Linked DNA regions of Homo sapiens: region 2 is linked to region 1. Evidence: chromatin loops called from intact Hi-C (ENCODE). Cell type or tissue: HepG2. All regions are shown on one strand. Each heading gives the region's core, and the rest is flanking DNA. Links, peaks and the distances in the headings are about the cores only. Region 1 overlaps LOC102724087 (a long non-coding RNA gene). Region 2 overlaps AGPAT4 (1-acylglycerol-3-phosphate O-acyltransferase 4).

The links. Hi-C counts contacts between places; a loop is a spot of excess contacts. Peaks named below come from ENCODE experiments on the same cell type or tissue, not always from the same donor. Only the 100,000 strongest peaks of a DNase experiment are listed, where the experiment ranks them.
Region 2: a loop joins it to region 1, with 30 times the contacts of the local background. A loop is called at or near these places in 4 of 110 quality-filtered maps.

The regions. Positions count from the first base shown.
Region 1 is chr6:160,928,658-160,934,037 of GRCh38, reverse strand. All of the region lies in intron 3 of LOC102724087 (a long non-coding RNA gene), which reads right to left. Among named protein-coding and RNA genes, the nearest start is that of MAP3K4, 60 kb to the left of the region's middle. RefSeq lists an enhancer at 3,027-3,321. In HepG2, for the core only: CTCF peaks have their summits at 587 (motif pointing right), 2,524 (motif pointing right) and 3,163 (motif pointing left); a DNase peak (open chromatin) is centred at 3,157; H3K4me3 peaks cover 659 bases.
Region 2 is chr6:161,215,279-161,220,658 of GRCh38, reverse strand. All of the region lies in intron 2 of AGPAT4 (1-acylglycerol-3-phosphate O-acyltransferase 4), which reads left to right. Among named protein-coding and RNA genes, the nearest start is that of AGPAT4-IT1, 56 kb to the right of the region's middle. In HepG2, for the core only: a CTCF peak has its summit at 2,247 (motif pointing right); no DNase peak of the experiment used is centred there; H3K4me3 peaks cover 385 bases; H3K27me3 peaks cover 1,180 bases.

The DNA of each region.
Region 1 (5,380 bases), core at 146-5,145:
TAAAGTTGACTTTTAAAAACTAATTAAAAGAATTTTTAAATGTTCCAAAACAGGTTGGATGAGTACACACTTCATCATGATTGTGGCTGAGGGAGACTGGGTTAGAGAAGAGAGGATGAGCCAGAAAGTTCCAGGGACTGGGGAAAAGTTAAAAGGAGAAAATGTTCACAATTGTTAACTGCAGGTTGTGGGAAAGTTGGTAAGTTGCTTCAATGTTTGCTCCCTCTGTACTTTTTCATATATTTAACATTTCTTAAATTAGCTTAATAATGAACTACGTAATCAGCTATAGAGTTGAGGGTGTGGAGCTTACACAGGACAGCTGAGCTACCGGTTTAAAATGAATGGTATTTTTTAAAATGACTATTTGGAGGATTAACAGAAATAGAACACCCAAACAAGGGTTGATAAGAAAGGACCCCAGGGCTCTGTCTCAGCTCTCCTGGCCACACCTGGAGGACATGGGCCTCTCCAAGGTCTCACGCTTTCAGGAGGTGTTGATGAAGGATATGGAGAGACCTGAAGCTCTGGGCGCTGCGCAGTCTGAGAAGAGAAGCTCCAGGAACGTGGGAGCTGAGTGCAGATACCGGAGGGCTGTCATCCAGCAGAGGGAGTAGGTGACGACTGGCCTAGCGAGGGACCCTTATCAAGGCTACATTTGTAGATCACTTTGTTTGTGTGGGGCACTGCTGTGACTGCATTAAATTTCCACTTACCTAAATCCATTTTTGTGCACTTGTTTTCTACTCTTGTAAGAAACACAACAGCGTCAACCTCAAAACAGTAATCTAGTCAAAGGAGCAATTCCCAAGGCACGACATGTGGGGAATTCAGATTCATCAGCACCCACAGAGACTACAGTGATTATTGATAACGCCAACTTAACGCCTGGCCAGCAGCATGGATCCTGACCTCCACTATTCTTGTGTGTTTACGGAATCACACAAAAGTGCAGTGTTTTCATTTTTGCTGCTTGTTTCACAGGTCTGTATAACCCACTTTTAAAGTCAAAAAGGCCAATAAAAGTATAAACTCAGTACAATGTATAATATACCTATTTCATATACATATGAATAGATATACACTTTTACACATGTATGCATATGTATCATATGCGTCAATTACTAGATGGAATAGAATTTTTTTTTTTTGAGACCGAGTCTCTGTCACCCAGGCTGGAGTGCAGCGGCATGATCTCAGCTCACTACAACCTCCGCCTCCCAGGTTCGAGCGATTCCTCTGCCTCAACCTGCTGAGTAGCTGGGATTACAGGTGCGTGCCACCATGCCCAGCTAATTTTTGTATTTTTAGTAGAGATGGGGTTTCACCATGTTAGTTAGGCTGGTCTCGAACTCCTGACCTAGTGATCTACCCACCTCAGCCTCCCAAAGTGCTGGGATTACAGGCATGAGCCACCATACCCCACCTAGAATTTTTTAAAATTGAAATATTTTCCAGTTTTTAAGCATATCAGCATATCAGCTAACTTTAAAGTGTTAATGTCACTGTACTTATAAATTATTGAAGCTTAAACTTTAGAATAGTGGAGGATAAGTTAAACGTAGCAAAAAGATTTCTCCTTTATTACTTCTTTTTTTAAAAAATATTTTTTTTTTTGGCACAAGCTCTCGCTCTGCTGCCCAGGCTGTAGTGCAGTGGTGCAATCTTGGCTCACTGCAGCCTTGTCCTCCTGGGCTCAATCATCCTCCTACCTCAGCTCCCGAGTAGCTGGGGCTACAGGCGTGCGGCCACCACACCCGGATAATTTTTTTGGTATTTTTTGTAGAGATGAGGTCTTGCCATGTTGCCCAGACTGGTCTTGAACTCCTGTGCTCAAGCAGTTCTCCTGTCTTGGCCTCCCAAAGTGCTGGGATTACAGGAGTGAGGCACTGCACGTGCCCTATTGCTTCTTTAAATAAGGGACAAGAGATATAAAGAGAAAACAGGAAGTACCTTCTCCCTCTGTAACTTATGAGGTAAGCAGCTAATTGATCATATGGTAAAGAAGAACCAAATAAAATTAGTGTCTCAAAATATCAGGAGCACTGCTTCTGTGAAATCAGTTAAAGTACATGTCCATATTAGTCATCCATTGATACACATGCTTATTTTCCTAAGTGAATTCTCCACAATTCTGAAAACCAGTGAAAAGATTATCTCATGTTAGTTCTACACAAAACCAAGCATCGCATGTGACTCTCCATGTTTCAAGGCATACACATCCCTTTCCACCGAGGATCAAAGTGCCCTACACCAAGGATCAAAGTGCCCTATGGGAAGCAACTTCTTGCCTTTTAAACCAGATTCAGTAAACAAAAACTGTTTTGCATAGCTGACAAAAGATCACACTGATTGCACAAAACAAGGTCAGCCTGTGGAAGGAAGCTTACAAGGTCAAATGGGGCACGTTAAGGAGGCGTAACCCATCACATTGACTTTTCTGCTGTTAGAATTTTTTTCTGGTAAAAAATACAGGTATCAGGATTCCCTGTGTCCAGCAGGTGTTAGAACAGAGGAAGACAGAGGGCGGCCTCCTGCAAAACATCTCCTACCCTTGCCAGTTTCCAATCCAGTGTCCAGGGGCTGGAGCATCAGGGCTCCCCGTGCTTGCGCTTGGAAGCAGAAACGCCCTCAAGCCCCAGTTCTCTCAGGGGCTCCGACCCACCTACCTGGGGTTCAGCCCCGGAGCCAGCGGCTGGACCGAACGGGGTCGCGCCCTGGAACACAGGGCGGGCGAAGGAGAAAAGCCCAGCTGGCAGCGCATGGGCGAGCGTCCTGCCTTTCCCAGCGGCCTTGGCCTGGCCATCATGGGCTTGCGGGAGGGGTCCGCCCACCCGCGCCCCCGCCCCGGGCCCCAGCCCCGTGCCTGCGCCTCTGCGGAGCGCAAGCGGCCTTGTTCCTCTCCCGCGGGGGACCCTTCGCGAGCTCCAGAAGCATCAGTGTCCTCCGGGCGGCCGCGGGCCCGCTGCGGCTCCCACCCTGGCGCCCCTGGATTGCTCTCCCCACTCTCAGCCTTACGCCCCACTCCTTCCACCCCGAATTTTGCAGCCTCAGGACTTGAACCATCTGCTGGCTGAAGTCACTTGGGACAAAACCCACGACAGGTTTTGGGAGCTGGACACTCCCTCCCAAGGAGGCGAGGGCGCGCAGCGAAGTGTGGGGTGTGCCGCCCCCTGCCGGCCTGGGTGACGTTCGCTTCTGCTTCCACGCTGCCCAGCAATGTCCAATTGGAACGTTTGGAAGGCAAGGCTGAGAATAAATGCTGTTTGCAAATTCCAGAAAAGAAAAAAAAATGTTGTTCTTCTATTTAGCAAAAGGTTTTCCCAGCCAAGCCAGCACTTCTGTGGGTAGTATTTAAGTCTTAAGTGCGTCAGAGCTGTTGCCTGCAGGCGCTGGTATTGCCCAAGGGGAAGTATCAGGACAATGTCTACGAAAACTCCAGGATCTTGGATGAAGCAACCTTTCCACATTAAGTTTGTAGCATAATCTACCAGGTCTCCTACGATTTACCCGTCATGCAAAAGGAGCAAGTTTCTGCAAAACAGGGCTTTCAAAGAGCCTTTTCAGGAGAAGAAAATGTTGGAAGAGCTAATTTGTTGCCTACTTGTTGTTCACTTTGCAACTAAAACTAATCCCCTTAAAGGTATTTATGGGTATGAATGATAAATAATGAAAAGGATCAAAATAGGAATGTTTCATTCACTTTAACCTGGCCCATGCTGTGCACTTCAGGCCCTAGACTCTGGTTTGAACTCTGTGATTTCTATCATTCCTTGGCTTTGTTTGCTTCATTGCTTGGGCTTTCAGACTGATCAGAGTTCTGTGAATACAGTAGGTGCTCAATAAATCCTTAATCTGGGTACTACCATTGATGCCTGTGGCAGTGACTGCAGATGGGCGGGCTCCTGCAGCAGCGAGGCGTGGGGCTAGAGGGCCTGGCTCTGGCATCCAACCCTGCTCCATCTGCCACAAAAGCTGTGTGACTTTGGGGAAGTTATGAACCTCTGCTGAACTCTCTGTGGGTAAAATGAGAGTAGTAGCAATAGCACCTCCCTCATAGGGTTGGAGTGAGGAGTAAATGAAATAACCTGTGTAAAGAACCTGGTATGGTGCCTAGTGTTGTGTAAACTACTAATTGGACAGGGGAGTAGTATCCAGAATATACAAGGAACTCAAACATCTCAACAGCAAAAAACCAATGCAGTTAAAATACGGGCAAATGATCTGAGCAGACATTTCTCAAAAGAAGTCATACAAATGTCCAACAAATATATGAAAATGTGCTCAATATCACTAATCATCAGCGAAATGGAAATCAAAACCACTATGAGGTATTAGCTCACCCCAGTTAGGATGGCTATTATCAGAAAGACAAAAAATAACACATGCTGGTGAGGATGCAGAAAAAAAGGGAACTTTTCTACACAGTTGGTGGGAATTTAAACTAGTACAATCTCTCTGGAGAACAGTATGGAGGTTCCTCAAAAAACTACAAATAGAAGTACCATATGATCCAGCAATCTCACTACGGGGCATTTATCCAACAGAATGGAAATCATTATATCACAGAGTCATCTGCAGCCCCGGGTTTATTGCAGCTCTGTTCACAATAACCAAGACATGGAATCAACCTAGTTGTCTGACCACACATGAATGGATAAAGAAAATGTGGCATATACATACCATGGAATACTATTCAGCTATAAAAAATAATGAAATCCTATTATTTGCAGCAACATGGATGAAGCTAGAGTACATTATGTTAAACAAGCCAGGAGCAGAAAGATTAACACTGTATGTTCTCACTCATAGGTGGCAGCTAAAAGAAGTTGATCTCAAGAAGTAAAAAGTAAACAGAAGATACTAGAGGCTGAGAAGGGTCCCAGGAAGGGAGGGATAGGGAGAGAGTTGTTAAAGGCTACAAATTACAGCTTGAAAAGAGGAATAGTTCTAGTGTTCTACACCACTGTAGAATGTCAACAGTAGTATAGTGAATAGTGTCAAATAGCTAAAAGGAGGATGTTGAATGTTTCCAACACAAATATATAATAAATGATAAACATTTGAGATGACATATATGCTAATTACCCTGATTTGATCACTATACATTATATGTATTGAAACATCTTATGTACCTTATGAATATGTACAATTATTATTTGTTGACAAGCATTTTTTTTTGAAAGCTTGATCTCATATAATTAGAGTAGAATAGTGGTACCAGAGGACGAGGAAGGTAGTTGGGGAGAGAAGAGAAGTTGGTCCATGGTTTCAAAATTCCAGTTAGACAGAAATAATAAATTCTGGTGTTCTATTACACACTAGGGTGACTATAGCTAATAATAATATATTGTATATTTCAAAATAACTAGAAGAGAAG
Region 2 (5,380 bases), core at 297-5,296, 290 kb before region 1:
GACACCCGTCACAAATCAGGTGGGGGCATTGCCTACCCATTTTGCAATATTCGGTTCTGTCTTACTGGCAGCGTCTTTGTTTGGCCAAAAAGAGGGCAACAAGTCTTTGGTTCCTCTACTTGCTCTGCTTGAGGAACTATAAAATGAAGTCATCTCACCAAGGCCATCCGTTCTGTTGTTCCATATACTTCTAGGGTTTTTAATCTGAAGTATCGAGGAAGCTGTCTATCTGCCTCTCCAGCTCATTTCAGATGTAATGTTTTCTCTTCATAGTTACTGTTACACTCTGGCCCAATTCCTAGTGAAATGATTTTATTTAGAATTGGGCTTTTACTTGGCTAAACTTTTCCATATGATGCTTATTCCAAAATGAACCCTTCATGCCAACACATTTTTGTTTATTTAGGAGAAAGAAGGAGGTATTAGGAATGAGGTCTGATGATGACATTAGTGTGTTATTAGCTCAGGTCATCTGGTGATAGCGCAGGCTGTGTGGCTGACATACCTGGTGATTGGAAGCACATTAAATATCCAAATGAATCAGTCTCATGAAGCTGATTCAATGGAGAGTGATAAGCAAGGACACTGGAGTTCTAAGTTTTTTAACAGGAATAATGTAACTGTGATAGCAAGCCTTGTGTATTTTGAGTAATAATCCATTTATTTTTTAAATGTATCTATCTGCCTGCCTGTCTGTCTGTCTGTCTGTCTGCCTGCCTGCCTGCCTGCCTGCCTGCCTGCCGCCTGCCTGCCTGCCTGCCTGCCTGCCTGCCTGCCTGCCTGCCTATCTATCTATCTATCTATCTATCTATCTATCTATCTATCTATCTATCTCTGTCTATCTTTTTTACTGTGAATCTGTGTCCCTGGTACAAGAAATGACCTTACGTTTTAAATAGGGAATTTAGTCACTCTAAATTTCAAACAGGTGGCCCTAAAGAATCAGCAAGTTTAGGAATACACATGTGATACTGAATTGTATGAATGGATGCTTGGCTTAAGTCAAGTTGTCTTAGCTATTCATATGGTTTATAAATAAATTAATTCGCAAAGTGCCCATTTGTTTTTGGAAGCATTAAATTTCACTTCTGACTTAAGTTACGGCTTTTAAATTAGGTTGTGAGTTTGACTTTGGTGTCTTGTAAGGTTATAAGGCGATCGTGTGTGGTCTTCATGGTGCAGTGGATATTTCCAGGAGGTAAACAAGACAAGCCATTGGGGTATAGAAAAAACAAACCTGAGAGCTTCTATTTATGTTCCTTTTATCTCATCTCGTATCATGCCATCATATTCTATCATATCATAAATGTCTGGATAGGACATTTTATATATTTTTTAAATTATATAAAATACAAATTTTACATATATAAAAGTTGTATATGCTAATGGTGCATATTTAATTTTTTTTTTAAGGAATCAAAAACATTGAAAGACCACTGCCTTAGCTATGGGTTTTGGTTTCACCATACTGGAGATAGAATTTATATAGCACACTTAAAGTAAGGGGGAAATAGTTTTATGAAAACAAGCTCTAAAGCAAGGAAATCCTAATGGCAAAAAATATTTTTGTATTTTTCTCTATTTCAGTTTATCTTGGGCCCAGATGGGATCTGAGGCATTGTCAAACATTTTGAGAACTCCCTTCTCTGGTCCTATTCTGGTTCTCCTGAAAGGAGGGAAAATATTAGATTAAAAGTATTCTCCAATTCCACAGTCTGTTTTGAAGGAAAAATCCTAGAAACGCTTTGGTAGATACAGTGTTTTATCATACTGTTTGGTAGATACAGTGTTTTATCATACTGTTTGGTAGATACAGTGTTTTATCATACTGTTTGGTAGATACAGTGTTTTATCATACTGTTTGGTAGATAACAGTGTTTTTTCACCTCTGCCACCTCAGAGTATATGGTTACATGATATGGAAAGTGTTGAGGACAGCAGTTATTTTCTAGCATCCTTATGGCTCCCTTTATAGCTTCCAAGTGGCTGTTTTTGAGTAGATTTGATGTGGATACACTGTGCTAGGGCCGTGGAGCGGAGGATCCTGCCCCGGTGTTATGGTAACACGCACTTGGAGCCTGGAGTCTTGGCTTCTGAACAGTGGCCTAACCACCTTGGTGACACAGTCAACTTACCTGGGTTTGGTTTTTTAATTGTAAGATGAGGGAAATAAATTGTAAGGTGCTAGACAAACGTAAAGTAAAGGTATTCTTGCTGTGATTTCCCCACTTAGTCAGACCATCATGCCAGCAGAGGGAGTCGTGCATGTTTTAAAAGGGAGCTCTGGTAATTTGGTAATCTCTTCCCAACTTCTTCTTCATTGATTTCATATAGATAGCTTGGCACTGACATTTGTGGGAATATTTGCACCATAGAAATCGGCAGAACTATAAATCAGGGCTTTTTTTCCTCCCACCTACTGCCTCCCCTGCCACACAAGAGCTGGTTGTTAACCATTTTCCAGCACAGCACCATTGGCACCGTCACTGTGGACGGGGGTAGAGAGCTACAGTCATCTTGTGCAGGTTGTATGTCCACCCCAGGGCATGTGGTTCTCTTGCCAGAAGAACAAGGCACCAACTCATCAGACACAGACACCAGCCATCACAGGGCATTCCCGGTGAATGCATACGTGTTCAATTGGTCTTTGCAGGCATCACATAGAACATGCTCTACGCTACAAGGTGAGTTGGGAGATGAGGAAGAGACCTTGTCCTTCAACCCAGTCACAGTCTAGTGATGGTGAGTTCTGCATGTTATCCAAACAAGAACAAACCCAGAGCTGGTGTGTGCAGGGCCCCGCGGGAGCAGAGGCACCAGCTGTGCTGCCTGTGAGTCCTGTCCCAGGGCAGTGGCCTGGGCAGGCGGGGTCAGGGGAGGAGGTTTCTGGCTGGACTCCCTGATCCAATTCCAGGGCTTTGAGGATTTCTGAATATGCCATGCCTCTCCCAGCCAGTCCTTTCACCAGGGTAATTATGATGTTCATAAATGAGATTGTTCATGTACAATTTCTACACCAGTAGCCAATTTCTTTAAATGGAAAGGAACAGATTATATATACCTATGTCTCCAACTAGAGCTGAACATGATTAGTGAGAGAAAATGCAGGCATAACGCCAATGCCTTCATACTGGATTACCATGCACCTGATGGACTCCCCCAGGGACACACAGGGAGAAGCATGTCTTTTGGGCTTGGATATCGCCTGCAACGTTGTGACAGGCTGTTAACACAGGTCTCCACCACAGCCTCTCCCAATGCGTCCTCCATCTGACACACCATAAGGCTTTTTAAAGCACGCTCAAACAGTGAGATGCCCTTTCATTCAACTTGGTAGACATCTATTGAGCACCTTCTGTTACCATGTACCAGGCATTGATGGGAGCCCAGTTCTGACCCAAGGCTAGGTTTTCCAGCTCAGCATGTCCCTGGCTCCCAAGCGGATGACCGAGTTCTCCGGTGTTCCCCTGTCCTTTCGCGTCCCCACGCCTGTGCTCACTCCGCCCCTCCCCTGGCTTGCCTTCTCCACTGTCTGCTCATCTTTCATTGCTGAAACGCGGAGTCAGGCCCTAATGATAAAACACCTAAACGGAAATTGACAAGGACAGGAAAGCCTGAAGGTGAAGAACACGTGTAACATGAGAACCGCATCAGCAGGTGAGCAAAGGTGAATCAGAGCCACGTGTGAGGGGAAAGTCAAATTAAGACAGAAGCAGGGATTACTGGGTGATAGGTTTGGCTGTGTCCCCACCGAAATCTCAACTTGAATTGTATCTCCCAGAATTCCCACGTATTGTGGGAGGGACCTAAGAGGAGGTAGTTGAATCATGAGGGCCAGTTTTTCTCGTGCTAGTCTCGTGATAGTAAGTCTCACGAGATCTGATGGGTTTATCAGGGGTCTCCGCTTTTGCTTCTTTCTCATTTTCTCTTGCTGTCGCTGCTTAAGAAGAGCCTTTCGCCTCCCACCATGATTGTGAGAACTCCTCAGCCATGTGGAACTGTAAGTCCAATTAAACCTTTTAAACCTTTTTTGGTTTCGTTTCGGGCATGTCTTCAGCAGCAGTGTGAAAACGGACACTGGGGAAAATCATCTGAATTAAGAGAGTGCTGGGGTGGGGCCTGGGGCGTCGGGGCTGATGCTGCCCCAGCATTTTGGTTTCCACAGTGGAGCCCAGGGAGGAAGTTGGGAAAGAATGAGGAAAGAACGATTGCCCGGAAGCGTTTCACTGTCCTGAGGAGAGTGAGCCTGAAGATTGTAGAAGGCAGTTGCAGAGGTTGTCTGTCATCCTGGACAAGAGACGCACTTGTTGCAGACGTTTGCTTGAGGACAGAAGAGACTGGGGCTGCTGTTGCCTATTCTGTTTCATGGCTTTACTCTGAGAGCCCTGAAAGCATTGACCCTTTGCTTCAGTCATCCATTGAGTTATTCCCACCCAACCCCAACGTGGGTTCAGAACCCTTTCAGAGACATCTCCAACTTGTATTTGTGTCTAAGAGTGTTAGTCTCCTTTGTCAGACTATGAAGAAGCCTTGTCAAGGCAGGAGGGAAAAGTGCTCTTGGCAGCCTCACAAATCTGGCTTTAGCTGAAAGGTATTTTTTGTTTGTTTTCTTTAATCCTCGTCAACTGGACATGGTGCGGTTAAGAGAGGCAAGTATGTGTGAGCCTGGACAGCTTTCCAGCTCTAGGGGCAGAGGAGGTTTGATAGCCCTTCATGGCAGGGTGCATGCGAAGAGTTTTGCTTGCCGGCATAGATAAACTTGACTATGTCTGCTCTACTCAATTTGATGTATAGTTTGAAAGGTAATGCTGTATTACGAATAAAATAATGGGTATATCTACCTAAAAAGGAGAAATTACAATGGGTTGGTGGCTGGTAGGACTTTTAGAGTTTGAGCTATCAACAGGAAACTTGGATCTTGTGTTTTTGTGTTTTCTTTTTTTTTTTTTTTATGGTAAGGGAGGTTATTCTACTGTGTGGTTCAAGCAGATATACCCCTCAGCCACTGCAAGGATATCAGTGTTTCAAGCATGTGCTAGGCTTCAGAATATAAAGACTAGAATGTTTTAGGTTCAAAAAGAGCTTGTTATACATTTAAAATATGGGTTTTGCCTGTAATGTGTGCCAGAGAGACAGACCTGAGAACCACACTCATGCTGAAGGACCAGGATATCTGAACCTGATTACCGAGCATGAGATCAGGGTGAGTCACTGTCAGTCTGTGTTTGCTGGGTATATGCGTATGTTTTGTAAATCCAAGAGTATGGGAAATGGCAGAGAAGGAATGAGCCATGGCCTCAAAAACCTTGAGATTCAGCACAAATATGTCCGCTGGGATGTGTAAACATTTTCAACCCACAGATACGGGGAAGCTTAATTC